Regions from separate parts of the Homo sapiens genome. Here region 1 is linked to region 2. A link is a loop called in an ENCODE intact Hi-C map of the cell type or tissue named here. Cell type or tissue: endothelial cell of umbilical vein. All regions are shown on one strand. Links, peaks and the distances in the headings refer to the core of each region. The heading gives the core; the rest is flanking DNA.

What was found. Hi-C counts contacts between places; a loop is a spot of excess contacts. Peaks named below come from ENCODE experiments on the same cell type or tissue, not always from the same donor. Only the 100,000 strongest peaks of a DNase experiment are listed, where the experiment ranks them.
Region 1: it touches region 2 in a loop (3-fold over the local background); 4 of 110 quality-filtered maps call a loop at or near these places.

What each region holds. Positions count from the first base shown.
Region 1 is chr3:141,637,306-141,652,718 of GRCh38, forward strand. No RefSeq gene overlaps it. Among named protein-coding and RNA genes, the nearest start is that of RNF7, 93 kb to the right of the region's middle. In endothelial cell of umbilical vein, for the core only: a CTCF peak has its summit at 7,731 (motif pointing left); a DNase peak (open chromatin) is centred at 9,676.
Region 2 is chr3:141,296,598-141,312,010 of GRCh38, forward strand. LOC124909441 (a long non-coding RNA gene) reads left to right here and starts at 7,236. Exons shown (of 4, transcript XR_007096119.1): 1 at 7,236-7,331; 2 at 9,159-11,810; 3 at 15,040-15,159. It also overlaps the pseudogene PHF5AP7. RefSeq lists an enhancer at 15,043-15,232. In endothelial cell of umbilical vein, for the core only: CTCF peaks have their summits at 6,983 (motif pointing right) and 9,044; a DNase peak (open chromatin) is centred at 6,974; H3K27me3 peaks cover 623 bases.

The sequences.
Region 1 (15,413 bases), core at 3,484-11,483, 340 kb after region 2:
CGTGGCTTTCCATAACTGTGCATCTTGGATTTTAATCCTTTTTTCTAATTCCCTAATAAACTCAACATGTTTGGAGATGTTTGTGTCTGATTTTTTTTTTTTTTTTTTTTTGAGGCCGAGTCTTGCTCTGTTTCCCAAGCTGGAGTGCAATGAAACGATCTCGGCTGCCTGCAACCTCCGCCTCCTGGGTTCAAGCGATTCTCCTGCCTCAGCCTCCCAAGTAGGCTGGGATTACAGGCACATGACACCATGCCCGGCTAATTTTTGTATTTTTAGTAGAGACGGGGTTTCTCCATGTTGACCAGGCTGGTCTTGAATTCCTGACCTCAGATGATCCGCCCACCTCAGCCTCCCAAAGTGCTGGGATTATCAGGGGTGAGCCACCACACCTGGCCTTGTCTCTGATTTTTTTTTGAGGTTGACAGAGTCCATATAAAAACTCAAAGAATTGCTCCAGGTACGGTGGCTCACGCCCCTAATCCTAGCACGTTGGGAGGCTGAGATGGGTGGATCATCCGAGGTCGGGAGTTCGAGACCAGCCTAATCAATATGGAGAAACCCCGTCTCTACTAAAAATACAAAAATTAGCTGGGCGTGGTGGCGCATGCCTGTAATCCCAGCTACTCTGGAGGCTGAGGCAGGAGAATCGCTTGAACCCGGGAGGCGGAGGTTGCAGTGAGCAGAGATCACTCCATTGCACTCCAGCCTGGGCAACAAGAGAAAAACTCCGTCTCAAAAAAAAACAAAAGAAACAAAACTCAAAGAATCTGCAGCCAAATTAACAGAATTAATCAGAGATTTGATCAAGATCGATGGACATAAGATTATATACAAACATTGATTATGTTTCTGTATACTGGCAACAGTAAAAAAAATTTTTTCTTTTACAAAATATCGTATTCAACATTAACAAAACAGTTAATGTACCTAGGAAGAATCTAACGAAAGATGCATAAGGCATTTATGAAAAAAATTTTGGAATATAATGGAAAGATACTGCATTTCTTAATGTAAACTAACTATTCTAGCAAACTTCAAACTCTTAGTGGTGTAGCACAGTAGAAGTGTTTTTCTTTTACTTTTTTGTTTTGAAATGGAGTCTCGTTCTGTTATTCAAGCTGGAGTGCAGTGGCGTGATCTCGGCTCACTGCAACCTCCGCTTCCCGGGTTCAAGCGATTCTCCTTCCTCACCCTCCCAAATAGCTGGGATTACAGGCGCCTGCCACCACACATGGCTAATTTTTGTATTTTTAGTAGAGACAGGGTTTCACCATGTTGGCCAGGCTGGTCTCAAACTTCTGACCTGAAGTGATTTGCCTGCCTGGGCCTCCCAAAGTGCTGGGATTACAGGCATGAGCCACCACACCCTGCCAGAAGTGTTTTTCTTTCTCTTCCAACAGTCGCATGTGGGTGTTCAGTGGGAAGACTTCCACACCATGACGGGGGAACCCAGGTTCTTTCATCTTGCGGCTCTGTCATTCCTTAGGGTCTCAGAATCCTCTTCTTGATCCCCTGCATCCACCTACAGTTGAGGGAAGAAACAGAGCAAGGCAGATCACAAAGGAGGGCCAGGCCTGGAGGGGTTACCTGTCCCTTGCTCTGCCCTCATCCCATTGCCCAAAACTTACCTTGGCCACAACTCACTTTTAGGGAAGCTGGGAAACACAGCCCAGCTGTGAGCTAAAAGAAAGGGGATTAGGCTTGGTGAACCACTGGACAGTTTTCTGTCACAGACAGATCAGACCTACATAAATGTTTGTTGATAGGATGACTTGAAATTACAAAAGTGTGTCAGGCACAGTGGCTCACGACTGTAATCCCAGCACTTTGGGAGGCTGAGTGGGGGGGTGGGGGGGGGGGGGCGGATCACTTGAGCCCGGGAGTTCAAGACCAGCCTGGTCAACATGGTGAAACCCCATCTCTACCAAAAATACAAAAATTAGCCAGGCATGGTGGTGCACACTGGTAATCCCAGCTACGTGGGAGGCTGAGGCAGTAGAATCGCTTGAAGCCGGGAGGCGGAGGTTGCAGTGAGCCGAGATCACACCACTGCACTCCAGCCTGGGCAATGGAGCGAGACTCTGTATTAAAAATAATAATAATAAAAAAAAAGCTGACTTTTTGATTCAATGCAATGCCCACCGAAATTCTAACAGAGGTATTTGCAGAATTTGAACAGCTGATCTTAAAATGCAAGTGAAGAAGGAAAGGGCCGAGAATAGCCAAAATTATCCTGAATGTGGGGAGAAACTACCCTGTCAGGAAAAAGGGCTTGCTTTAAAGCTATAATAATTTAAACAGTGTGGTATTGGTTCAAAAACAGAAAACTATACCAATGGACAGAATTGAAAGCCCATAAACAGAGCCCCACATCTGTGAGGGACACAAAAGTAGGTGAACCACAGATGAGCAAATAAAGAACAGACTTTTCAATGAATGCTGCTGGAATCAATTGAGTGTCCTAATGTCCGCATTACTATTATCCAAATTATCCATTAGTTGCTTTTTTTGTTGTTAAATAAACAGGTAAATGTGAATGGTAAAAACTTCAATACTTTTAAAAGAAAATATAGAAGAATGTCTTTAAGACCACACAGAAAAGGATTTTTAAAAAAATAAGTCACAAAAGGCCAGGTGTGGTGGCTCACGCCTGTCATCCCAACACTTTGGGAGGCTGAGGTGGGTGGATCACTTGAGGTCAGAAGTTTGAGACCAGCCTGGCCAACATGGTGAAACCCCGTCTCTACTAAAAATACAAAAATTATCTGGGCATGGTGGCAGGTGCCTGTAATCCCCACTACTCAGGAGGCTGAGGCAGGAGAATTCCTTGAACCTGGGAGGCAAAGGTTGCAGTGAGCTGAGATCACACCACTGCACTCCAGCCTGGGCAACAGAGCAAGACTCTGTCTCAAAAAAAATAAAATAAATAAATAAGTCACAAAAATGTCATATGAAAAAAGGAAATGATTGACACAAAAATTAGGAAGTCGAGTTCATCTAAAGAAGACATAAAGAAAATGAAAAGACAGACCAGGTGTGGTGGCTCGCACCTGTAATCCTAGCACATTGGGAGGCCAAGGTGGGCAGATTACTTGAGATCAGGAGTTTGAGACCAGCCTGGCCAACATGGTGAAACCCCGTCTCTACAAAAATACAAAAATTAGCCGGGCATGATAGCATGTGCTTCTAATCTCAGCTGCTAGGGAGGCTGAGGCAGGAGAATCGCTTGAACCCAGGAGGCAGAGGTGGCAGTGGGCCGAGATTGCACCATTGCACTCCAGCCTGGGCTGGAGTAAGATGCCATCTCAAAAAAAGAAAATGAAAAGACAAGCCACAGGCTAGGCGAAAATATTCATGACACATACAACTGACGAAGGAGTAGTATCCAAAATATATAAAGAATTGCTACAAATCAATAAGAAAAAGAAAACAACCCTATAGCAAAATGAAATAAAGACAGAAACATATTTTCACTAAGAAAGGAAACCCAAATGACCAATTAAACACATTTAATGATGTTTAGATTCATTAGTAATTGTAGATATGGAAACTACAGGGTGCATTACAATGCAAATTAAAATGACAATAAAATGTTTTCCACTCACTAGAGTGGCAAAATTGTAAAATCTAACAACTGGGGAGCAACAGGAACTCGTTTACACAAGATGTGTACATATGGTGTAACTCTATAAAGAAAAAGAAGGGAATAGGCTGGGCATGGTGGATCACGCCTGTAATCCCAGTAGGCAATTTGGGAGGCTGAGGTGGGTGGATTACCTCAGGTCAGGAGTTCCAGACCAGCTGGGCCAACATGGCAAACCCTGTACTAAAAATACAAAAAAATTAGCCGGGAGTGGTGGCACGCACCTGTAATCCCAGCTACTCAGGAGGCTGAGGCAGGAGAGTCGCTTGAACCTGGGAGGTGGAGGTTGCAGTGAGCCAAGATCATGCCATTGCACTCCAGCCTGGGTGACAGAGCCAGACTCCAACTCAAAAAAACCAAAGAAAAAGAAAAAGAAGGGAATAATAAACACCAAATTCAGGATAGGGGTTACCATAGGAGGGGTGGTATAGAGAGAGAGGGGCACCCAGGAGGGCCTCCCAGTCTCAGTACATAGGCAACATTGGTTACATAGATGTTTCTATTTTTATTTTGTATACCTTATATGTGTTTAATATAATATTCTATTGTACACATATATGTGTGTTCTATTATGTATATATGAAATATTCTATCATGCATTTATTTATTTATTTGAGAGAGAGCCTGGCTCTGTCACCCAGGCTGGAGTGTAGTGATGCAATCTCAGCTCACTGCAACTTCTGCCTCCTGGGTTCAAGTAATTCTTGTGCTTCAGCCTCCCGAGTAGCTGGAATTATAGGCATGCACCACCACGCCTGGCTAATTTTTGTATTTTTAGTAGAGATGGGGTTTCACCATCTTGACTAGGCTGGTCTCGAATTCCTGGGCTCAAGTGATCCACCCGCCTCAGCCTCCCAAAGTGCTGGGATTACAGGAGAAATATTCCATCATTTTAAAATTGTTACTAAAAATAAGATAAAATAAAGATACTATTTTGATTCTGGAAGGGCTTGAAATATTGTCAAGAAAACAGAAAACCAAATCATTCCAATATAATGTAGGTGGGTATAAGATGCCATGGGACCCAAGAGGAGAGACATGCTAATTCTGCCTGAGAAAATTAGAAAGACCCTATGAAAGAGGGGAAACTTTGAGTTGGGTCTTAAATAATGAATAGGAGTTTTCTGGGTCATTCGACATCAGCAGCACTAGATTTACAAAGCATAAGAGAGAGGAGGCCGGCATAAGACAGCATCGTGAGGGATTGCAAGAACTTCAATGCCTTGCTCTCACAGATATATCCATGCCATGTTTTTATTTCTGCTGTTAGGCTGAAGGCAAAATGGTTGGGTCTTTTGTGTTTTTCAAGCCATTTTGCCAGTATGAACACATATAAACTGAAAATTGAATTTCTGAAATAAATGAGATTGTGGTATGGGCATGAAACAGTCATGTAACCATGATCAGCAGAGTCATCTATGGTCAAGGTGATGGAGTGACCCAGCCAGTCAGTCTGCAGGATGTGTGATTGCACACCGTCCTTACCAAGCAAATAGAGGAAGCTCGAGAAGGTATTTGCAGAGCCTCAGAAAAATGCTGTGGTTATTCTGAGTAAACTTAAGCATGGCTTTGAGGGAAAAATAAAATTTTGGATTTTGAGATCTGTCTAAATTTTGGATACTTTATATCTAACCACATTACACTTACAAAAAAAAGCAGCAATTTTTTTCTCATCAAACCTCTAGCTAGCCTTATTAATTATCGAAATGACTAATTTAGAATTCAGCTTTCCTCCACAACCCCTGCTATTCTCTGACAGAAAGAGGAAAAGGGAGAGGAGAGAGGATACATTTCTAGAAGGCAGGTGCCCTGAGAAAAGTAACCGGCCACTGTGGTTGGCCATCTGCACAACCACATAAGTAATTGACCTGCAGAAACATCAGTCCATAAGTAACTGACCTGCAGAAACATCAGGGAAAACAGCCTGAGCCAAAGACCTGCAACCGGAATCCATTTAATTTTAGGCCTGGTGCGGTGGCTCACACCTGTAATCCCAGCACTTTGAGAGGCCAAGGTGGGCAGAACATTTGAGGGTCAGGAGTTCAAGAGAAGCCTGGCCAACATGGCCAACTAAAAATACAAAAATTAGATGAGTGTGGTGGTGAGCACCTGTAATCCCAACTACTCGGGAGGCTGAGGTGGGAGTATTGCTTGAACCTGGGAGGTGGAGGTTGCAGTGAACGGAGATTGTGCCACTGCACTCCAGCCTGGGTGACAACGCAAGACTCTATCTCAAAAAAAAAAAATCCCTTTAATTTAAAAAAGTATCTTCCACTATTGTTAGAAAGTCATCTTACTATTATCCAGATTCTCCAAACATTGTTTTTGTTTGATAAGCCTTCTTCATATACCCTGGGTTTGGCTGAGGGGTTTAGGTGTTTTAATAATATTATTACAATTGACCCAGTAAAGCAGTCAGAATCCATGGAAACTTAAACTGGCTTTAACTTTTAGCTGTTTTGGTCTCTCAGCAGGAATCAGGCAAAGAATCTCAGAGGAGTCTGCTAACCTCTCAAAAGTGACAACTGGGATAAGAATGTCAGAAATCCCTCAACTACCCTAGTTATTGGAGAATGAGGGTATTGTGGTGCATTGACTGCTTTTTATTAAGTAATCTACATTTTGGAAGGCTTTCTGTTGCTTTTTCTTCTATGGTGGTTAATGATTTTGTTAAATCCAAAGAGGTAGTAGCAACTAAGAATGTGGGTTTGGAGTCTGACCAACCTGGTTGGAAGCCAGATTCTATCCCTTTTAGTTTTAGTAGTTTCCCTATCTAAATAAATGGACTATAATTTCTTTTTTCTTTCTTACTTTTTTTTCTAGAGACAGGGTTTCACCATGTTGCCCAGGCTGGACTCAAACTCCTGGGTTCAAATGATCCTGCCACCTCAGCCTTAAATGTACCATAATTTCTTAACCACATAGTTTCTATTTCTTTACATTTATGAATAACACTATATCAAATATCTTCGTATGAAAATGTTGGTTCCCTGTGGCAGACACCATTGGCAGCTTACCCAAAAGAAATTTACCCTCCTTCCTTTGGAATGCTACCCCACTGGTATTCAGGCAGCCATGTTCCTGCTGGGCCTTGAATGGCCTGAGCCCATCATGGAGATCTCACTCCTCTTTGTTAATGATACACACCCAGAAGGTGAAGGGAAGTGTTTACAAGCTTCTCAGAAAGGCATTTTTGGAGAAGGTCTGTTTTGCCCCACTCTCTTCTTTTGTATTTGTCCATTGTCAAATGAGAATAGGATGCCGCGAGTGCTACCATGAGGGGAGACAACACGTCCCCCCAACTCTGGATGGCAGAGTGGGAAAAGAAAGATCCCAGGTTCTTTGTTATACCATGGGGACACAAAACCACTTCCAGGATTCCTTACTACCTAACTTATATGAGCAAGAAATGTCTGAATGCTGCAGTCACATTAGCTGAGTTTTTTTGTTTGTTTGTTTCTTTTTGACAGAGTTTCGCTCTTGTTGCCCAGGCTGGAGTGCAATGGCGCAACCTTGGCTCACTGCAACCTCTGCCTCCGGGGTTCAAGTGATTCTTCTGTCTCAGCCTCCCCAGTAGCTGAGATTATAGGTGCGTGCCACCACGCCTGGCTATTTTTGTATTTTTAGTAGACACGGGGTTTCATCATACTGGTCAGGTTAGTCTCGAACTCCTGACCTCAGGCGATCTGCCCGCCTCAGCTTCCCAAAGGGCTGGTATTACAAGTGTGAGCCACCGCGCCTGGCTGAGTTTTCTATCACTGGCAACTGAAAGCATTTGAGCTCTTACACCTAAATTTAATTTATTTCCTAGAGTAGGTTCCCACCTGTGGAACTTGTAGACCTCATCTATACAGGCAAATCTCACTCGAGAAAAGCCTCCATTTATACCCCCATCAGCATATAGGAGACTACCTTCTCACCACAGTCTCTTCAATATTGAGTCACTGAGTATTACAGACTATCATTCTTTAAAAATCACTGCTAATTTGGTAGGCAGAATCTGCTATTTCAAAATTAGTGTTTGCTCAACTGGAGTTGGTGGAGCACAGTGTGATTGGACTTGGCATAAGAGAGCCTCCTGGCGGCCCGCCCAGGCACTGCAGGAAGAGGTGTGGTCAGTATAAGGCTTCCAGAAGCAGTGACAGTGACGGGTAAGGGTCAACAGTGAACTCACATGGGAAGGATCAAGAGCTCTTCCAGGTGAGGCCAGAAATGTGAGGGCAAGGGTGTAAAGCTGGCCTGAGCCGGCAGGAGGTGACCTGGGATCACAGACAAGGGCCGGCCCCAGGGAGGAGTGGCCCTCTGGAAGGCCCCAAAGTCTTGTGTCTTCTCAGCCAGATTGTGTGCCTCTGCACTGTGTTCCACCCAGACATGATCTTAAAGATGCTCCTTAGCCCCTGAGGATCTTTCTTTCTCTCTCCCTTTTTTTTTTTTTTTTTTTTTTTTGAGACAAGGTCTCACTCTGTTATCCAGGCTGGAGTGCACTGGCACAATCTCAGCTCACTGCAACCTTGACCCCCTCCAGGCTCAAGCCATCCTCCTGCCTCAGCCTCTCGAGTAGTTGCGACTGCAGGCGTGCACCACCACACCCAGCTAATTTGTGTATTTTTTTTGTAGAGATGAGGTCTCACTATGTTGCCCAGGCTGGTCTGAAACTCCTGAGCTCAAATGATATGCCCAACTGGGCCTCCCCAAGTGCTGGGAGTATAGGTGTGAGCCACCACACCCGGCCAAGATCTTTCTTGATAAAACCCAAAAAAGAGGATGGACTTGGTGCTCACGCCTGTAATCCCAGCACTTGGGGAAGCTGAGGTGGGCAGATCACCTGAGGTCAGGATTTCGAGACCAGCCTGGCCAACATGGTGAAACCCTATCTCTACTAAAACTACAAAAAATTAGCTGGGCTTGGTGGTAAGTGCCTGTAATCCCAGCTACTCGAGAGGCTGAGTCAGGAGAATTGCTTGAACCCGGGAAGCAGAGTTTGCAGTGAGCCAAGATCATGCCTCTGCACTCCAGCCTGGGCAACAAAAGCAAAACTCCGTCTGAAAAAAAAAAACAAAAAAACAAAAACAAAAACAAAAAAAACCCAAACAGGAAAATTGAGGAGGCCAAGATGACCTAACTACTGTAAACTGTCTGCTCAAATTTTAAACAGAGCCAAAATTAAATATGGGAATTAAGTTTCCTTACATTGAAACTCAGAAGCAACACTTGTGCCTTTTGTATCAGTCAGAGTTCAGTCAGAAAGACAGAAAACACTCCAGTTATTTCAAACAGAGAAAATTTAATTTGGGAATTTCTTTTCTTTTTTTTTTTTTTTTTTTTTTTTTGAGATAGAGTCTTCCTCTGTCACCCAGCCTGGAATGCAGTGGCTCAATCTCAGCTCAGTGCAACCTCCACCTCCTGGGTTCAAGTGATTCTCCTGCCTCAGCCTCCCAAGTAGCTGGGACTACAGGCATGTGCCATCATGCCTGGCTAATTTTTGCATTTTTAATAGAGATGGGGTTTCACCATGTTGGCCAGGCTGGTCTTGAACTCCTGACCTCAGGTGATCCACCCGCCTCTGCTTCCCAAAGTACTGGGATTACAGGCGTGAGCCATCGCGCCTGGCCTAATTTGGGGAATTTTCAACAAAATTGTTAGAAGGGCTAGAAGAGCAAAAGGTTGAAGAAAGAATGCTGGAGAAACAAAACAAAACAAAAAAAGAAACAGTGATAACCAAAGACCAGAAGCTGCTAATATCACCCTGAGTGGGGCTCTGAGACCCTACATCTGCTGCCACAATTTTGGAGCCACCATTGCAATTAGTTCTAAATCCATCAAAGAGATGAAGAGATAAAACCACTGAAAATGTTCTGCTTCTATCTGGGCTTCTAGGGCCTCGGAATGACCCTACTTCTGCTGCCTCAACAGCAACTGCGAGGACCTGCCAACAACTGCCAGGGAATGAAGGCCAGTGTAAGACTCTCCTCCCTTCTCCCTACCCTCTGGTCTCCTGCCTGTCCTTTGATTGGAGGAGCCCACGGATATCCAGTTGGCAAAGGGGCCTGGGAAATGTAGTTTGCAACCTCTCAACCCCAGTAGTTCAGAGTGTACCAGGGCAGGAATGAAGCCAAGAATAAACAGGAAGTAACTTGCACATTATCATATCCAATTCTACAACCTCTATTTTTTGCTCTAAATTGGACTATATAACTTATTTTTATATTTGATTCTGGGTGAATTTCTCATATGAATCTAACTCCCCTCCATGAGAGTTTTTCATAAAAGTTGACCACGAAAAACAATTTGTGTTGGCCATTCTACACAGAACACAGGAGCTTGGCACTGAACGGCGCTGTCTTTTACATATGGCTGCGCTGAGGACCCATGTCAGTCAAAGACAGCATTTGAGAGGTTCTGTTTCAAGGTGTACTTTGATAGCGAACATATCTACCTCAAGGAACCTCATTCTAGGGAATGTTTATTGTTTTTCCTCTGACCTGTTTCCTCTCCACCTCTTATCTGGCAATAGCACCCCACACCTTGCAATAGAAAGACCCAGCCAATTCTTCCTCTTTCAAGAAGTTGGATCTTGAATAGACACAGACACAGATCATGGTGCTGTGGAGTCATCTAATGGCACATAGTATAGTGCAATGGTACATGCCCAGGTCCCCAGGGGTGACCTGTTTTCTGCCTTTCCCAAGGCCTAGTTGTTCAGCTGTCCCTTAGCAGTGTATTAGTCAGGGTTCTCCAGAGAAACAGAACCACTAGGATGGGGGTGGGTGTGTCTTGAGAGAGAGACAGAAACAGAGAGAGAGAGAGAGAGAGAGATTTTGAAGAATTGGCTCGTGCAATCGTAGCAGCTGGCAAGTCTGAAATCTGCAGGGCAGGCCTGCCAGCTGGAGACCCAGGGAAGAGCTGAGGTTGCAGTTCAAGTCCACAGGCAGTCCAGAGGCAGAATTCCTTCTTCCTCGAGGGACTTCTCCGTCTTTTCTCCTAAGGTCTTCAACTGACTAGATTAGCGATCACCCACACCATGGAGAGTGATCTGCTTTACTCAAAATCAATTTATTTAAATGCTAATTACATCTAAAAAATGCCTTCCCAGCAACATCTGGACCAGTGTTTGATCAAAAACTGGGTACCATGGCCTAGCCACGTTGACACTAAAATTACTTATCACAAGGATTCTGCCAATACATCCTCTTTTTTTTTTTTTTGCCCTAGTTAATTGGAAATATTTTCTGTTGCTTGCAACTGCAGAACACGAACTGCTACAGAATGTAATTTGTTTCAACACCAGTCTGTCCAAATTGAACTTTGACCTGACAGGTTGATAATTTGCCTCAGTAAACAGAGATCTGACTGTGAGTAGCGGGGGTTCCCTTTCCTATGGCATCACTTAATTTTTATATGAAAATAAGGCATATGTTAATAATAGCAAAAATACTTTAAAAATAATATATGGCCTACCTCTCACTAGTTCTTGTCTTTACTTGCTATTTTTGGACCTCAGATCCCTGGAAGTTCCTGGGAGATGTTTTCGGGTGTTTCACACAGATCCCCCAGCTAGCCCAGGCAGCTGAAGTGTTGCTCTGCTTTCCTTCTCCTCCCCTGTCATCTGCTGGGCCCAGACACAGCTCTAATTGGTCATCGCTGTTAGCGCCGCTGAGCCACCCTTTCCTCCCGAAGACTGCCACCAGGCCATGTGAGGTCTTGAACTACCCAGGGCCTGCAGGGAGGCTGGGAGCTTGGCTAGGGTACCACACTCCCTTGCTCCCCACTGTCTGCTCTCCCACATCAAACCAACCACAGAGGCATGCTTATTAGTACATGTACACCTCCCCCTTCCACGGATAAGGCTAGCTCCTTTTTCCTTTAGGAAACCTCCCTGGTCTTCCACATCCAGTCAACTTCAGATAGCCCATGCTGTCAATTCTTCAGATGTGCCCAACAGATCTGAAATTTAGCAATGGTCCCAACAGGGGCTGGGATGAAGCCCCTGCTATAAGAGCAATAGAGCTACAGACCTGTGGCACCTTGGATAATCAAATCAAATTTAAAACATTGGGTCAAACCATTGGTTTGATCTAAATCATCCATACTCTCAGACTTCAAAACAAACCAGGGCTGGGCGCGGTGGCTCACACCTGTAATCTCAGCACTTTAGGAGGCCGAGGTGGGCTGATCATGAGGTCAAGAGTTCGAGACTATCCTGGCCAACATGGTGAAACCCTGTCTCTACTAAAAATACAAAAAAATTAGCTGGGCGTGGTGGTGCGTGCCTGTAGTCCCAGTACTTGCGAGGCTGAGGCAGGAGAATGGCGTGAACCCGGAAGATGGAGGTTGCAGTGAGCTGAGATCTCGCCACTGCACTCCAGCCTGGTGACAGAGCGAGACTCCATCTCAAATAAATAAACAAACAAAAAAAAAACAAAAAAAAAAAAAGCAAATCCGTATGCCCATATGCCTGTTAGCTAGACTTCTTCTCCAACTGGATATAAAATTGAATGGAAGCATTACTCACCTTCATAGATATTTTGGCTGGGAAGGCAGCTCATTAAGTTCCCCAAGGAAAAATTAAACTATCTGGGGGAATACAAAGCATTAACAACTACAGAATCTGAAAAGTAACAGAAAGTTCACTAGTTGCAAATATGTGAACTCATATAATAGGAAATACTTTCTGATGCTTGCAACCACAAGACTAATTAATGAATCTGTTCAAACTTAAATTTACTTAACGAGCTGCTACTCTACCTCAAGAAATTATATATTGTATTTGAGAATATACCCATTTTCAGCATATAACACTTAACTATTTGTGGAAATGACTATGTTTTAAAAATAAAACAATTTCATGCATTAACAATACCATAAAGAATTATGTAGAATAGTGAGGACTGAATGACACAAAGAGAGTTCAATAATGAGAATGTCATCTTCTCCATTGTGGTGTCTTAGGCTTGTGAGAAAGAAAGCTGTGGGAGTTAAATAAAATGTCTAAAACTAACTTTTTAATTCAGTAATTTTTGTCTGGATTCTAAGCTGAATTTTGAGTCAGCAAAAGCAGGAGCTATTTGTCTCTGCCATCCCACACAAAGCCCACAGGGAACATACCTTTCTTCTCAGGCTTAGCAAATGTTCTTGTGCACTCAGATTTCTGAATCTGCAGCGCTTTGCACGGCTGCCACAAGGACACTCGCAACATGAGAACTTCAGTGTACAAAGGTGGTGATTGCAAATCTACAATGAAATTCTATTCTTGGATTCCACAAGAATAAAAAAGTCTTTGCTCCTCTTCTGTACCCAGGAAAGGGAACCTAGGAAGACCACTGGAGCGAGGACAATTATGGAACCATGCAACTGGACTTCCAAATTCAATGAATTGCATGCCTGCAAGCTTTCTTCATGGTCCATAGCCCACATTCACCTCACAAGATGGGGGAAGAGATAAAACACTTTGGTTTTCTTAATGCAATGTTGGTGTTTCTTTAAGAAAGTATAGCCTAGACCAGGCTGGGTGCAATGGCTCACACCTGTAATCCTAGCACTTTGGGAGGCCGAGGCAGGTGGATCACTAGGTCAGGAGTTCAAGACCAGCGTGGCCAACATGGTGAAACCCCATCTCTACTGAAAATACAAAAATAAGCTGGGCATGGTGGCGCATTCCTGTAATCCCAGCTACTCAGGAGGCTGAGGCAGGAGAACTGCTTGAACAAGGACCCAGGAGGCGGGGTTTGCAGTGAGTCGAGATCACGCCACTGCACTCCAGCCTGGGCTACAGAACAAGACTCCATCTCAAAAAAAAAAAAAAAAAAAACAAAAAAAGTATAGCCTAGACCTTTATCACAAGCACAAAGTCAAGGCACCCAAAGTCCAAACACTCCTTTACCTCATGGAGACATCCAGTCTTCCAGCCCAGAGTCCACAGTGGTTTGGGAGTGGCTCCCCTCTGTCTTGAACTCATCCGACCCAGATTCTCCAGGGACGTGGTCTTCATAGGGAAGCCCTTGGGGCTCCACACCTAAGAGCCCTCCAGTTCCTTGGCCCTTTCTCACCTTCTTCCCCAGGGTCCTCTTTGCAGCTTCTCATCTATGTGGACAATCATTCCATTTTCCTCTTGATGGTGTGGGAGGAGGACTGTAGTCCTGGAGATGAGGCATCTACAAGGCAAGTAGGCCTTCATGTTGTAAAAAATGGCCCCCTCTTAGTTTACTGTGTGTGTTGAGCTTAAACTATGTTATTATACTGAAAAAGGGAGGGGGTGCTGAGTTGCATTACCAAGGCCATATCTGTTAACTCAACTTCAGTATGCAGCAGGAAAGCAAAATTGCTGGGAACTGGGGAGGATGAAGGGAAGAAAAAAGTTCCGTCCTATTACCAAATATAAAATTGAATACTCAAATTTATTTGAATAAGATTTAAGTTAATTTGAGTTAATTAATTTGAATAAGAAGAAGTTGTCAACTTCAGCAATAAGACTTTGACCTCATATTTTTGCCCTATTTACCAACAACTACTAAAAGAGGTGCTTGATATTTTGCAGCAGATAGCAAAGTACAATAAGATCTTACCTGAAGAAAAGGCAACAAATTTTATTCCGCCTGGCTCTTCTGGTATGCTACTTCTGCTCTGTGATCTTTTAAGGTGACAGATTTATTAGGTTTCTGGATATTATTTCCTTGCAAATACTTGACACAGAGAACTTGGCCATGAGAACAGAAAAGATGGGGAGATAACATTTTTAAAGCAGGCATGCTGGATTTGGAGAGGAGCAGAAAGGACCTCCAAAACAGTTACGGTGCTCTAGAGACTGAGCCAACAGAATGTGTGTATAGATAGGTTTATCATAAGGAATTGGCTCACATGATTGTGGAGGCTTGGCCAAGTTCAAAATCTGATGGGGCAGGCTGGAGACTCAGAGAAGAGTGGGAATTTGAATCCAAAGGCAGTCTGCAGGCAGAATTCCTTCTTTCAGCTGGGAGGTCAGTCTTTGTTCTAGTAAGGGCTTTAACTGTTGGGAGGAAGTCCTCCCACATGACAGAGGGCAATCTGCTTTACTCAGAATCCACTGATTTAAATGTCAATCTCACCCAAAAAAACATCCACACAGAAACATCTGGAATCATGTTTGACCAAATATCTGGGCACCATGGTCTGGCCAGATTGGCACATAAAATTAACCATCATACTAGGGAAATGGTGATAGGTCCAAATTCCCAGAAGGAATGGCTCCTCAGGGAACAAAATCCGGGACAGTGCTGGGAAGGCATGCACTAGTGGCCCCCAGGATCATGTCTGGTGTTGATGGATTTTCAATTGGGGTACTGAGGAAGAGCAGTGGTTTCTGTAGCAATCAGAAAGACCAGGTACCAGAGAATCTCAGAACCAGAAGAGATTTTGGAATTTACAGGGCAGAGGTCGTCAGACTTAAGCATGCTTCAGAATCACCTAGAAGCTTTGTTATAACAGATGGCTAGATCTTGTCATACTCAGAGTATCAGAGTAACAGTCCAAAATTTTGCATTTCTAACAGTTTCCCAGGTGGAAGGACAATGGCCGCACTGCAGTCAAGTATAGGCCGAGGTACACATCCGGCATAGCATGACACAGCAGGATTGGAGCACAGGCACACAATCCTGTGTATTAAACCACCACAGCTATGTAGCCATAACATGGGAGGGCTCATCACATGACTCTGAGCCACTGTTGTCTGTGAGGTGCATAAATGCAGCACTGACAGTGTGAAAGAGCTGCTGAACAAAGCCATGTCCCACCTGCC
Region 2 (15,413 bases), core at 3,883-11,882:
TGAAGTCCTTGCCCATGCCTATGTCCTGAATGGTATTGCCTAGATTTTCTTCTAGGGTTTTTATGGTTTTAGGTCTAACATTTAGGTCTTTAATCCATCTTGAATTAATTTTTGTATAAGGTGTAAGGAAGGGATCCAGTTTCAGCTTTCTACATATGGCTAGCCAGTTTTCCCAGCACCATTGATTAAATAGGGAATCCTTTCCCTAGTTCTTGTTTTTGTCAGGTTTGCCAAAGATCAGATGGTTGTAGATGTGTGGTATTATTTCTGAGGGCTCTGTTCTGTTCCATTGGTCTATATCTCTGTTTTGGTACCAGTACCATGCTGTTTCGGTTACTGTAGCCTTGTAGTATAGTTTGAAGTCAGGTAGCGTGATGCCTCCAGCTTTGTTCTTTTGGCTTAGGATTGACTTGGCAATGAGGGCTCTTTTTTGGTTCCGTATGAACTTTAAAGTAGTTTTTTCCAATTCTGTGAAGAAAGTCATTGGTAGCTTGATGGGGATGGTATTGAATCTGTAAATTACTTCGGACAGTATGGCCATTTTCACAATATTGATTCTTCCTATCCATGAGCATGGAATGTTCTTCCATTTGTTTGTGTCCTCTTTTATTTCGTTGAGCAGTGGTTTGTAGTTCTCCTTGAAGAGGTCCTTCACATCCCTTGTAAGTTGGATTCCTAGGTATTTTATTCCCTTTGAAGCAATTGTGAATGGGAGTTCACTCATGATTTGGCTCTCTGTTTGTTTGTTATTGGTGTATAAGAATGCTTGTGATTTTTTCACATTGATTTTGTATCCTGAGACTTTGCTGAAGTTGCTTATCAGCTTAAAGGAGATTTTGGGCTGAGACAATGGGGTTTTCTAGATATACAATCATGTCACCTGCAAACAGGGACAATTTGACTTCCTCTTTTCCTAATTGAATACCCTTTGTTTCTTTCTCCTGCCAGATTGCCCTGGCCAGAACTTCCAACACTATGTTGAATAGGAGTGGTGAGAGAGGGCATCCTGTCTTGTGCCGGTTTTCAAAGGGAATGCTTCCAGTTTTTGCCCATTCAGTATGATATTGGCTGTGGGTTTGTCATAAATAGCTCTTTTATTTTGAGATAAATCCCATCAATACCTAATTTATTGAGAGTTTTTAGCATGAAGGGCTGTTGAATTTTGTCAGAGGCCTTTTCTGCATCTAATGAGATAATCATGTGGTTTTTGTCTTTGGTTCTGTTTATATGCTGGATTATGTTTATTGATTTGCGTATGTTGAACCAACCTTGCATCCCAGGAATGAAGTCCACTTGATCATGGTGGATAAGCTTTTTGATGTGCTGCTGGATTCGGTTTGCCAGTATTTTATTGAGGATTTTTGCATCAGTGTTCATCAGGGATGTTGGTCTAAAATTCTCTTTTTTTGTGGTGTCTCTGTCAGGCTTTGGTATCAGGATGATGCTGGCCTCATAAAATGAGTTAGGGAGGATTCCCTCTTTTTCTATTGATTGGAATAGTTTCAGAAGGAATGGTACCAGCTCCTCCTTGTACCTCCGGTAGAATTCAGCTGTGAATCCATCTGGTCCTGGACTTTTTTTGGTTGGTATGCTATTAATTATTACCTCAATTTCAGAGCCTGTTATTGGTCTATTCAGAGATTCAACTTCTTCCTGGTTTAGTCTTGGGAGGGTGTATGTGTCCAGGAATTTGTCCATTTCTTCTAGATTTTCTAGTTTATTTGCGTAGAGGTGTTTGTAGTATTCTCTGATGGTAATTTGTATTTCTGTGGGATTGGTGGTGATATCCCCTTCATCATTTTTTATTGCATCTATTTGATTCTTCTCTCTTTTCTTCTTTATTAGTCTTGCTAGTGGACTATCAATTTTGTTGATCTTTTCAAAAAACCACCTCCTGGATTCATTGATTTTTTTGAAGGGTTTTTTGTGTGTCTATCTCCTTCAGTTCTGCTCTGATCTTAGTTATTTCTTGCCTTTTGCTAGCTTTTGAATGTGTTTGCTCTTGCTTCTCTAGTTCTTTTAATTGTGATGTTAGGGTGTCAATTTTAGATCTTTCCTGCTTTCTCTTGTGGGCATTTAGTGTTATAAATTTCCCTCTACACACTGCTTTAAATGTGTCCCAGAGATTATGGTATGTTGTGTCTTTGTTCTCATTGGTTTCAAAGAACATCTTTATTTCTGCCTTCATTTCGTTATGTACTCAGTAGTCATTCAGGAGCAAGTTGTTCGGATTCCATGTAGTTGAGCAGTTTTGAGTGAGTTTCTTAATCCTGAGTCCTAGATTGCACTGTGGTCTGAGAGACAGTTTGTTATAATTTCTGTTCTTTTACATTTGCTGAGGAGTGCTTTACTTCCAACTATGTGGTCAATTTTGGAATAAGTGTGATGTGGTGCTAAGAAGGTATATTCTGTTGATTTGGGATGGAGAGTTCTGTAGATGTCTATTAGGTCCGCTTGGTGCAGAGCTGAGTTCAATTCCTGGATATCCTTGTTAACTTTCTGTCTCGTTGATCTGTCTAATGTTGACAGTGGGGTGTTACAATCTCCCATTATTATTGTGTGGGAGTCTAAGTCTCTCTGTAGGTCTCTAAGGACTTGCTTTATGAATCTGGGTGCTCCTGTATTGGTGCATATATATTTAGGATAGTTAGCTCTTCTTGTTGAATTGATCCTTTTACCATTATGTAATGGCCTTCTTTGTCTCTTTTGATCTTTGTTGGTTTAAAGTCTGTTTTATCAGAGTCTAGGATTGCAACCCCTGCCTTTTTTTGTTTTCCATTTACTTGGTAGATCTTCCTCCATCCCTTTATTTTGAGCCTATGTGTGTCTCTACATGAGATGGGTCTCCTGAATACAGCACACTGATGGGTCTTGACTCTTTATCAAATTTGCCAGTCTCTGTCTTTTAATTGGAGCATTTAGCCCATTTACATTTAAGGTTAATATTGTTATGTATGAATTTGATCCTGTCAGTATGATGTTAGCTGGTTATTTTGCTTGTTAGTTGATGCAGTTTCTTCCTAGCATCAATGCATCAATGGTCTTTTACAATTTGGCATGTTTTTGCAGTGGCTGGTACCAGTTGTTCCTTTCCATGTTTAGTGCTTCCTTCAGCAGCTCTTTTAGGGCAGGCCTGGTGGTGACAAAATCTCTCAGCATTTGCTTGTCTGTAAAGGATTTTATTTCTCCTTCACTTATGAAGCTTAGTTTGGCTGGATATGAAATTCTGGATTGAAAATTCTTTTCTTTAAGAATGTTGAATATTGGCCCCCACTCTCTTCTGGCTTGTAGGGTTTCTGCTGAGAGATCAGCTGTTAGTCTGATGGGCTTCCCTTTGTGGGTAACCCGACCTTTCTCTCTGGCTGCCCTTAACATTTTTTCCTTCATTTCAACTTTGGTGAATCTGACAGTTATGTGTCTTGGAGTTGCTCTTCTCGAGGAGTATCTTTGTGGTGTTCTGTGTATTTCCTGAATTCGAATGTTGGCCTGCCTTGCTAGGTTGGGGAAGTTCTCCTGGATAATATCCTGCAGAGTGTTTTCCAACTTGGTTCCATTCTCCCCGTCACTTTCAGGTACACCAATCAGATGTAGATTTGGTCTTTTCACATAGTCCCATATTTCTTGGAGGGTTTGTTTGTTTCTTTTTACTCTTTTTTCTCTAAACTTCTCTTCTGGCTTCATTTCATTCATTTGATCTTCAATCACTGATACCCTTTCTTCCCATTGATCGAATCGGCTACTGAAGCTTGTGCGTTCATCACATAGTTCTCGTGCCATGGTTTTCAGCTCCATCAGGTCATTTAAGGACTTCTCTACACTGGTTATTCTAGTTAGCCATTCGTCTAATCTTTTTTCAAGGTTTTTTGCTTCTTTGCAATGGGTTCAATCTTCCTCCTTGAGCTCGGAGGAGTTTGATCGTCTGAAGCCTTCTTCTCTCTACTCGTCAAAGTCATTTTCCACCCAGCTTTGTTCTGTTGCTGGCGAGGAGCTGCGTTCCTTTAGAGGGGGAGAGGCGCTCTGATTTTTAGAACTTTCAGTTTTTCTGCTCTGTTTTTTTCCCCATCTTTGTGGTTTTATCTACCTTTGGTCTTTGATGATGGTGATGTACAGATGGGGTTTTGGTGTGGATGTCTTTTCTGTTTGTTAGTTTTCCTTCTAACAGTCAGGACTCTCAGCTGCAGGTCTGTTGGAGTTTGCTGGAGGTCCACTCCAGACCCTGTTTGCTTGGGTATCAGCAGCGGAGGCTGCAGAACAGTGAATGTTGCTGAACAGCAAATGTCACTGCCTAATCGTTCCTTTGGAAGTTTCGTCTCAGAAGGGTACCCAGCCATGTGAGGTGTCAGTCTGCCCCTACTGGGGGGTGCCTCCCAGTTAGGCTACTCGTGGGTCAGGGACCCACTTGAGGAGGCAGTCTGTCCGTTCTCAGATCTCAGACTCCATGCTGGGAGAACCACTGCTCTCTTCAAAGCAGGGACATTTAAGTCTGCAGAGGTTTCTGCTGCCTTTTGTTCAGCTATGCCCTGCCCCCAGAGGTGGAGTCTACAGAGGCAGGCAGGCCTCCTTGAGCTGCGGTGGGCTCCACGCAGTTTAAGCTTCTCAGACTGCTGTACTAGCAATGAGCGGGGCTCTGTGGGCATGGGACCCTCCAAGCCAGGTGCAGGATATAATCTCCTGGTGTGTCGTTTGCTAAGACCATTGGAAAAGTGCAGTATTAGGGTGGGAGTGACCCAATTTTCCAGGTGCCATCTGTCACAGCTTCGCTTGGCTAGGAAAGGGAATTCCCTGACCCCTCGCGCTTCCCGGGTGAGGTGATGCCTCGCCCTGCTTCGGCTCACTCTCGGTGCACTGCATCCACTCACTATCCTGCACCCACTGTCCGACAAGCCCCAGTGAGCTGAACCCGGTACCTCAGTTGGAGATGGAGAAATCACCCGTCTTCTGCGTGCTCATGCTGAAAGCTATAGACTGGAGCTGTTCCTATTTGGCCATCTTGAGAAGTATTTCTCATTAACTTGCCACCCTTATCAGTATGTCGTAAAGATATTTCCATGTTAAGATGATAGGTGATTGATTGACTGATTGAGATGTATATAAATGTAGATGGCTCTTTATAGCCATTGAGTAATATTTCATGGTATAGATTAGACATATTTTAAAAATCTCATTAAAAATCCATGAAATGGCAACTTAAAGCCAAGGTACTAAAACAGGACTACAAGGCTTTACACAGAACAAAGCGGAGGCTCCTTCATTGTGGTGCAGGTATTTATTGATGTGAGGTTTTTTTGGGGTTTTTTTTGAGACGGAGTTTTGCTCTTGCCCAGGCTGGAGTAGAATGGCACAATCTCAGCTCACTGCACCCTCTGCCTCCCAGTTTCAAGCGTTTCTCCTGCCTCAGCCTCCTGAGTAGCTGGGATTACAGGCATGTGCCACCACCACGCCCGGCTAATTTTGTATTTTTAGTAGAGACGGGGTTTCTCCATGTTGGTCAGCCTGGTCTTGAACTCCCAACCTCAGGTGATCCACCCGCCTCAGCCTTCCATAGTGCTGGGATTACAGGTGTGAGCCACCATGCCCAGCCTGATGTAAGTATTCTTTCTCTAACTTCACTTTAAATGAAATTGAGGATCTTAATCTAATATTGCTATTAAGCCTATTTGAGGGTTTTCATAGCCATAGCAGAATTAGACTTTCTGGAAGATTTAGGTGATTCCTTTTTCCAGAAGTCTTAAAGACTGTCTAGAGAGAGGCAGAGATACATGCTTCTGTTTCTCTGAATCTCAGGGAAGCCTTCTGAACAGATTTAGCAGTCCAGACAAGGGTGGGTGTGCCACCTTGTGTTTAAACACAACCACGAGTAGCAGAAAATAGCTGGGGTTTATGTTGCAGTTGTGGCTTTAAGAGCAGCCAGCACAAAGCTCTGGCCTAAACACCAGTTAACTCCCATTGCCCAAGGCCACTGAACTGAATGTTTGGATTGTCCCCCTGTATTTGTGCCTGCCCAGGAGCCAGCTCAGATGAGTAATAGCTTCTGCTGAAGAGGAAGCGGCTGAATACATCAGAGCATCTGGGCAGGACTTCTTGAAGCCCGACTGCCAGCGGAGACTGGCCTTGATGAGGAGAAGGCATCCCTGAGGGCCAGCTCAGCTCCTGAGAGCTACAGAGCCCCTCAGCAGAGGGATGGCCTGAGGCCTGCCTTCCAGACAACATTGTCAGCAGTAAAGTTGGCCATGTAGTGCCAACTACGTGGTTTCCACAAGTGTTTCTTCATGAATCTTCACAACATTCTGAGGAAAGTCCTAGTTCCCTAATGTGAATGAGGAAAACAGGCGGGGGGAGCCCGGCAGGGGTTGAAGTCACTTTTTCAAAGGAAGAGTCACAGCTGAGTCTAACTCAAGTTCACATGATACCAGTGAACTGAAGAGCACTTATAGCTGGGCATGGTGGCTCATGCCTGTCATCCCAGCACATTAAGCCCAAGAATTTGAGATGAGCCTGGGCAACATAGGGAGACCCTATCTCTACAAAAAATTAAAAGTAAAAAAATTAGCTGGGAGTGGTGGCACATGCCTGTGGTCCCAGGTCCTTGGGAGCCTGAGGTGGGAGGATTGCTTAAGCCCACGGGGGTTGAGGCTGCATTGAGCCGTGATTGTGCCACTGCACTCCACCTGGATGACAGAGTAAGACCCTGTCATTAAAAAAAAAAAAAAAAAAAAAAAAAAAACAACCACTATATGAGATACCATGGGAAAATTTACACCATTTCATTAATCTTCACAATAGTCCTACCAGATAGTATATTTGCTGGCAAATATCGATGAATAATATAATAGGGTTAAAGCAGTTCTACATTTAAATCTAAATGGTTAGGGGAATATTCCAACTCTGCCTCTAACCATCTGTGGCTTGCTATTCTCAAGAAAACTTATAATGTAAAATGTATCTTTGCAGCAGTTACATTACATTCAACCACTAGGGGGCAGCATCAACACAATTTTTCCAGTCTTCCATCTGTAAAGGAAGCAGGGTAGTTTGAGGGTGTTTTAATAGGTTGAGCAGCTGTGCAGGTTTGCCTGGCACTGAGTAGTTTCCCAGGATGTGGGGCTTTCAGTGCTTAAAAAACAGGAAAGTCCCAGGCAAACTGGAACAAGTTGGTTACCCTGGTGTTATATGTTGAAATGGTAGTGAGAATACTACTGTCATTCCCACTTTTACAGAAAAGGGAACCACGAGGAGTAGTTCGTCTGAGGCTCCACACGGCTGCTAGTGTGCAGCAGAGCTGGGATTCCCGCTGTGCCCATATCACACGCAGGACCATGCTCTTAAGCAGGGTATGTGATAATGCCTCCTGAACCATTTAGGACTGCCTTTGGTTCCGTGCTACCGAAACCTGATGACAGTGGCCTAAGCAATAAAGCCTTTCACTTTCGCCAGTGGCGCCATTATGTCATCAGGAACCCAGACTCCTGTTCGCCTCTCACTGGCCAGAGTGGGGCCCCTTGGCTACCTCTGCTGTAAACGAGTCGAGGGAAGTGAGGATCTTTATTGGGCACACTGCTGTCCCAAACAAGCTCAGCCTCCTTTCACTCGAGAAAAAAGGGAAAGTGGGTACTGGGTAGAGAACTCGCAGTGACTACCACACTCTCCAAAGCCACCATTACACTGAAGGTGTGGATGCTGCGCCACCCTGATCCCCCACTTCAGGACTTCTTCCCCCAGTTGCTGGTGGTGCTTGGCTGTCGGTGCTTTCAGGGCACTGCTCTGGAGCAGAGAGCCATCTGCTGAAGGACATGCTCCTTCCCAGGGCAGCCACATCCAATGATTGGTCAGAATAGGGATCGGAAGGCCCAGGGACAACCCTGAGGGGCCATCTCAGCTTCAGAGCGCCTTTGGGGTCAAGCCAAGGCCTTGTGACTACAACATAGCCCAACTTCTGCCTCATCCAGCATCCTTCACAGTGTTGAGAGCACTCCCCAGCAACCCCCTGCACACACGTCTGTCTCAGACTCTGCCTCCTGGGAACTGACCTGAATGGAAAGCAAGCAAATCCTAGAGGCTAAGGTCTCTGCTAGCATGGGCAGGAAAGCTGGACTCATTTCTAGAAAAGGGATAAGTATCTATTGATGACCAATAGATCTTCTATCACTGCCTTTGAGAGGCTTACCATTTTATTGCAGAAGCTAAGTATGCACATAGGAAGCAGTAGGAAAAATTTGATTTCAGACAATCCAAAGCTAATTACAGAGGGCTGTGACTTACCATTTGTTGAACAGATACCATGGGCTGGACACTAGGCTGAACATTCAACTAATGTAGTCTGTGTATCTCACAGTATGAGTGAGCACTTGAAGTAGGCATTTATTATCCCCATTTCACACGTAAGGAAAGGCTCTGAGCTCTGAGGCTCAGAGGTAGACGTGTACATAAGATCACACAGTCAATAGTAAGTGGCCAACTCAGGACTGGAAAGTGAATTATGCTAGACTATAAACTCTTCCAGGTCCCTCTAGCTTGGTACCTCTCCCTGCGCCCCCTACTCTGTTACGTCCACACAAGTGAATAAGTAAACTTGACACTTGGGCTACAGTCAAGAGTCTACTCTGCTCAAGGGGATGATCCCCTTCTTGCATCTCTGTTATGGATATTTATATTTCTAGCTCCTTTTGTTTCTTTTCCCATTTTTTCCTAATGTAGCTTTTCCAAGAAAACGGAATCTTGTTATAATAGATTGTCTTAGCCTGGTCTCCCTTGAAGCAGAGTCTGAGAAAAAAAAAAAAAAAAAAGCTTAAATGTAGTAGTTTGTTAAGTTGGTTAGGGGATGTGGTACCAAAGGAGCAGGAGTGAAAGAGGGGACAGAAGGGGAAGGAGGGAAAGCCAGTGTAAGGATGCACAGGGGCAACTGGGTGCTCTATCCCACAGGACCTCCTAAGAAGGCTTGGGAAATACATCTCAGAACTGTTCACTTGTGGGAAACATTTATCCATTGGCTACCAGCCACAGCTGCCTTCCCTGCTCTGCTGACTTGCATGTGCATGACTGCCCAGCAGGAGGGTGCCTTGTACACCATGGCATCAGAGAAACACTAGGGCAGGAGGCAAGAGAATCAATCTCTCTCTCTCTCTCTCTCCCTCCCTCCCCACCCCCATGTGTGGACACAGTAAGAAGGTGGCTATCTGCAAGCCAGGAAGAGAGGCCTCACTAGCAACTGAAAATGCTGTCTCCCTGACCTTGGACTTCTCAGCCTCCAGACCTGTGAGAAATAAATGTCTGTTATTTAAGGCAAAAAAGAGAAATCAGTAACTGGAAAAAGACTAAGAGGGTTGGAAATGGAGCACGAGATGCACTTTATGTGCAGGATGGGCCAGCACTTGTTGAGCATTTCAACGCCCAAGACATGCAGTGTGCTTTTTACGCAGAACCTTGTTTCATCTCACAGTAACCTGTGACTTAAAGATTATCATCCCCTTTTCTTTTTTTTTTTTTTTTTTTTTTTGGAGACAAGCTCTCACCCTTGTCATCCAGGCAGGAGTACAATGGCAGTAATAGCTCCCTGCAGCCTCAAGCTCCTGGGCTCAAGCAATCCTCCCACCTCAGCCTCCCGAGCAGCTGGGATTGCAGGCACGAGCTACCACACTCAGCTAATTTTCATATATTTTTTTGGAGATGGGGTCTTGCTGTGTTGCTCAGGATGGTCTCAAACTCCTGGGCTCAAGCAATCTGTCTAGCTTGGCCTCCCACAGTGCTGGGATTATAGACATGAGCCACCCCGCCCAGCCTATCATCCCCATTTTTAAGACAGGGAAAGAAACTGAGAGGAGAGGTCACTTGCCAAGGCCTCTCAGCCACGAAGTGGCAGAACTGGGAGGCAAACTAGTCTGACTCAAGCCCTTACTCATAGTCATTATATCATTATATTAAACATTCCTCACAGGGGTCTACAGAAAGCATGTGTGATGGCTTACCAATACATACTAAATAGTTCTCTCCGGCATGTATAGATTTTACATTCATGACAGCGTAAATCAAATTAAAAACGCTTCCTTGGCCCTCCACAGCCTTCCAGATAAAATCCAGGCTCCCTAAGGGCCTCCCTGAGTACATGGACTGCAGTTGTTGATGGATTTTCTGCATGTCTGGAAGACAGAAAAAGCGTCTTGGATCATGGTGTGGGGTGTGAGATTGACAGGATCTCCGAGAGGACAGTCGCTTCCAGAGCACTTCAGAAGCCAGTGATTTCTCAGTCCTCCACTCTTCTCCCCTTCCCTATCTGTGGTCTCCAGTGTGATCACCTAGAAAAAGAGCTTTGGAACCATATAGACCAAGCTCAAATCCAGTTCTCTACCACTTCGCAGGTGTGGAGCCTCAAGCAAGGTACCCAGGCTCCTACAATCCCTAAACCAGGGATGATGACTCCCGCAGAGTGTATGTGAAGCTCCAGACACATGGACCATCTCCACCTGGCAGGAGTCATTATTTCTCACAAATGACTCTCTCCATTGCTCTGAGACACCAAAACCAGTTGAAACCAGAATGACAGCCCTGCCCACATTTTTTTTTAATGTGAAAGATGAAAGGTCCTCATTTCTTGTTCTGATAGCTTCCTGCCACACACTGAAGTCTCCTCAAGGACACGTCTTTTACTGCATGCAGCTTCACAGTCAGCTCCTCAAGCAGAAGACTGAACCGTGACTTGTTTTTAGAAGCTCTCCGGGTAGGGAGGACATATCCATATGCAGGACAGAACCTTGCTTTTCAAATTCAAGAAAAAACAGTAACTAATCTATCGATTCTTCTGTGATTCAGTCTGCCAGGGTGTTCTGTAAAGAATCCTTTTCCATCCCTATCACACATTTGTACGAAAGGGGAGGGAGAGGTGGCAGGGTCCCAGTACACCGGCAGGCACTTCGGCGATGCCCGGGGCTCCGCTCCCTTTCTGTTGATAGTTGTAGGCGTCATTTCTGGCAGCTGCTGCAGCTCGATGCAGGGAAGGAAGGGGCCACCCACCAATCACCTCTTTCTGATGCCACATTTTTGACGTTCATGGAAGAGGCCTGTCTCAGAGCTCCCTAAGCTGACAATCTTTGGGCAGCCATCTCTATTCTTCTCCTGGCTGGTGCACTCCTTACAATAATAGGCATCAGAGACTCCCATGGCCTCCACAGATCTCACAGTGTCCCTGGTAAAAGCCATAGTTACACTCATCATATAAGCATACCAGGGTGAAGGGACAGACACAGCGGTCACAAATCACACACTTGCCGTCAGTTTTCACACAATCTTCCGATGGCAACATCAGCCTGCTTGCAGCAAAAGATCAAACCCAGATAATGTTCAGCCGTAGCTCCTGCTCACGCTGCATTGCCCTCTTTTTAAAGCCAAGAAGCCCATCTGGAGGCATCAAATCATGCTTTATGCATAAGTAGGAGCTACAACGCATTGGCCACATGCACCTCCCTTGGGGGGACTCAAATTTACTGAATCCTGCCTTTGTGCCCAACACTGCATTTGGAACCTTATATAAACATCTCCACTATTCCCCAAGAGGGTTCATCCTTTCCCCTTGTTTCTTCATTATCTATGTCTAACTTCCATCCTTCCTGCTTTAGTTGGACTTGCTGTTCATTTGAGAGGAAGCTGCTGACCACAGAGTTCAGCAAAAGAATGGGAGTATGGAGGCTCAAAGTGTGGCCCCTGGAGAAGCTGAATGAGAAGTAGCCCTGGATATGGTGTAGACTCCCACAAACCAGAGATCCTGCCCTCAGTGCCTCAGCTTTAGGAAGCTGCTCCCTGCCTTGCTCCTGGGCAGACAGGTATGGTATTGATTTCCCCATACCCCAGCATCCCCACCCCAGTTTCCCTCTCTTCCCCCATTGCCCGGTGCTTTGGCTGGCATGCCCCTGACAACCAGGGAGGGCAAGTCCTTCTCCTGGTGGGTAGCCGGCTGGCTTCCTCCCAGCTCAGAGCCAAGCATGCCTCAATTAGGTACGCCCTAGGATGGGAAGTCCTTCCAGGGGCCTTTCCTCAAAAGCCGGCCAGAAGTGGGCTCCTTCAAGCCTAAAGTTAAGCCGATGGAGTATGCAGGGTGGAGACGTGAAGGAAGGCCACACCACCTTCTGGTGGCAACTCCGCCTGGCCCACGTTTTGCCGCTTTTCCTCTTTCCCTGTCAACCACACCACGTGAGGCCTCTTTCCCAGCAAACCAAAGCTCCCTCTGGCGGCCCAGGAGGAGTCAAATCTTCTCCCCACCTGTGTACATTATTTTCCAGCTGTAGCAAGTAGAGACACGCTCTGTGTCCAGATGGCCTCACCCCAGCTGCCCTTTTGTCCCACTGATGAGCCAGGTGTTTAGCATTTTAAACAACTAGCACTCTGATTGACAGACTGACCATTAAATTGACTTTCTGACTGATGGATCCTGATGGACCACTGTCTATCTGAAAAGTTAATCCTGAGTAATTGACTGGCTGGTTGGCTGATTAAATATCTAAACACACAAATCACTTGATTGACCTAATGGATTTCTTTTTTTGTTGCTTTTTGGTTTTTTGTTTTTGAGGCGGAGTCTCGCACTGTTGCCCAGGCTGGAGTGCAGTGGCGTGATCTCCGCTCACTGCAAGCTCTGCCCCCCGGGTTCATGCCATTCTCCTGCCTCGGCCTCCTAAGTAGCTGGGACTACAGGCGCCCGCCACCATATATATATATATATATATATATATACATATAGTATTTTTAGTAGAGACGGGGTTTCACTGTGTTAGCCAGGCTTGTCTCAATCTCCTGACCTCGTGATCTGCCCGCCTCGGCCTCCCAAAGTGCTGGGATTACAGGCATGAGCCACCACACCTGGCCACCTACTGGATTTCTTACTGATGTACTAACTGTAGGTAACTAAACATCTGACAAGCTTAAACTGACTACATAACTGACTCTTTAACCAGCTGAATGACTGACTGCCCAGTGGAGGACCAACAATAACTGATGTCTGGCTCCATAACTAAGGGTTACAGATGGATGGGAGAAGAGGCTGCCCCTTCCTCACACTCCAACTCCTATGGGGATTGAGACCCTATTCTTCTCCCCCTCTTGAGCCACTTGAAGACTGCAGAAAGGGTGTTATGGTCAGAATATTGGTGATCTCCCCAAATTCATATATTGGAACCTAATACCCAATGTGATAGTATTAAGAGATGGGACCTTTGGGGAAGTGATTAATTCATGAAGGCTCTGCCTCAGGAATGGGCTTAGTGGCCTTATAAAAGGAGTTGGAATTGAAGGGAGCTAACTTGGCCCTTTGGCCCTTCCACCATGTGAGGACACAGCTACAAGGCACCATCTTTTTTTTTTTTTTTGAGACAGTCTCGCTCTGTCGCCCAGGCTGGAGTGCAGTGGCTTGATCTCGGCTCACTATAAGCTCTGCCTCCCGGGTTCATGCCATTCTTCTGCCTCAGCCTCCCAAGTAGCTGGGACCACAGGCACCTGCCACCATGCCCGGCCAATTTTTTTTTTTATTTTTAGTAGAGACAGGGTTTCACCGTGCTAGCCAGGATGGTCTCGATCTCCTGACCTCGTGATCCGTCTGCCTTGGCCTCCCAAAGTGCTGGGATTACAGGCGTGAGCCACCGCGCCCAGCCCCAAGCATCATCTTTGAAGCAGAGAGTAAGCCTTCACCAGTCCAGTCCTTGATCTTGGACTTCCTTGCCTCCAAAACTGTAAACAATATATTTCTGTTACTTATAAATTACCTAGTCTAAGGTATTTTGTTAGAGCAGCCTGAATGAGCTAAGACAGAGGGCAATCAGGAAACTGATGTTCTGATCTTCTGGTGAGGTTCTTAACCAGGGCCCGACATATGGGTTTCAATTTTGCTTTCAAAACAGTGTGGATGTAAAGATGTGTGTTTATCCAGGAAGAGGGTTCACAACTTTCTTTGGATTCTCAACAGAATTCAGCACACACGAAATATTATGTTCAGAGCTACTGCTCTGGGAATAAGAACCTCAGCAAACACATTTCAGATAAGCAAAGCCCTTGTCTGAATTCAAGCCCATTTCTATCTCCCTCCCATCAAGCCAGAGTGGCAGAAGATGACTAGGAAGAGTCAGAGGACCTTAGAGGAGGTGGATGTAGCCAAGAGAAAGGATAAAGGCTGAGCTGTTTGAAGTTTCCAGAGAGGACTGAGGAAGTCAACCTGGGTCCTTCTTGTGTGGAGGTCACACTTCGCCCAAGATAGCAGAGGCCGTTTAAACTGAGATGGATATATTTACCCTTTGTTTGATGCCAGGAGTATGTGATCATGAATTGTTATGTGGCTGTGTGTACTACATACCGGTGTGTTCACAAGGGTAGGTATAACTGAGCTGTGTGCATAAGTGAACGAGTGGCCTTTGGGTTTAGTGTGAGCATCTGAATGGTTTGGTGAAGGGATGTGCACGTGCATCTTTAACCATTTACCCATCAAGCCTCTCATTAAGTTAAGACAGGTTACGGAAAAGAATTCCACTAGGTGAGAGTATCTGCAGACAGGCCTACAGCCCACACCAGAAAACTGGGAATCCTCAACTCGCCCCACTCCCTGATCCCTCATCATCCACTGAATCCATGCTGCCACTCCCACCATCAGCCCCCATCAACTCTCCCTGGGCTGCTGCTCAGCCTTCAATGGCCTCCCCCAAAACCCTTCTGAATGAACTGCAGCAATAGTGATGACGGTAAAATGACTTTTGGGTCACAGCGCGTCTCCCCTGAAGCGAACAACGGCTTTCCATTGTCGGAGGATACTGCCCATCTCCTCAGTCTGACTCGAGGGCTCTTTCAAGGTCGACTCTGGGGTAGTGAGGTCCCCGGCTTTGGGCGCGTCTCCCCTCAGTCGGCTCGTATCCCACACCCCTTCCCCCTTGGATGCCTCGTTCTCTGGGGCCCTTTGGCGCTGCCCCTGCGTCCCCATCATGGAAACTACCACCTGCTGCCTAACTGCCAGACGCAAAAGTGCCCAAGCCTGTCTCTCACGTTCCACCCCATAAACCTTCCCCACCCGACCAGAAGCCAGAGAGACCACAGGTCGAAGCAGGACCACGCAAGGACGCGCACGCCTCTTTCCCACGCCGCAGAGCGATAGAACCCGCAACAGGAAAACGGAAAGGCCGTGCGCCGGAAGAACAGGTAGGGACTACGACTCCCAGAAGCCTCTTGACAAGGACTACATTTCCCAGAAAGCTCCGCGCGGTTCCCACCCCGGAACTGCCTCTGCTTTCGAAAGCGGAAGGCGGGCCAACCGGGCAGGGAACAGGGTTTCTGAAGGGATAGACCGGTGGGCGGTGTCGCCGGGTGTCTACCTCCAGGGGTCGTTCGTGAGCCAGAGAAACCCGGACTTAGGAAGGAAGGGGCCTGGCCACAGCCCTTCCGCTGTTGGCTGT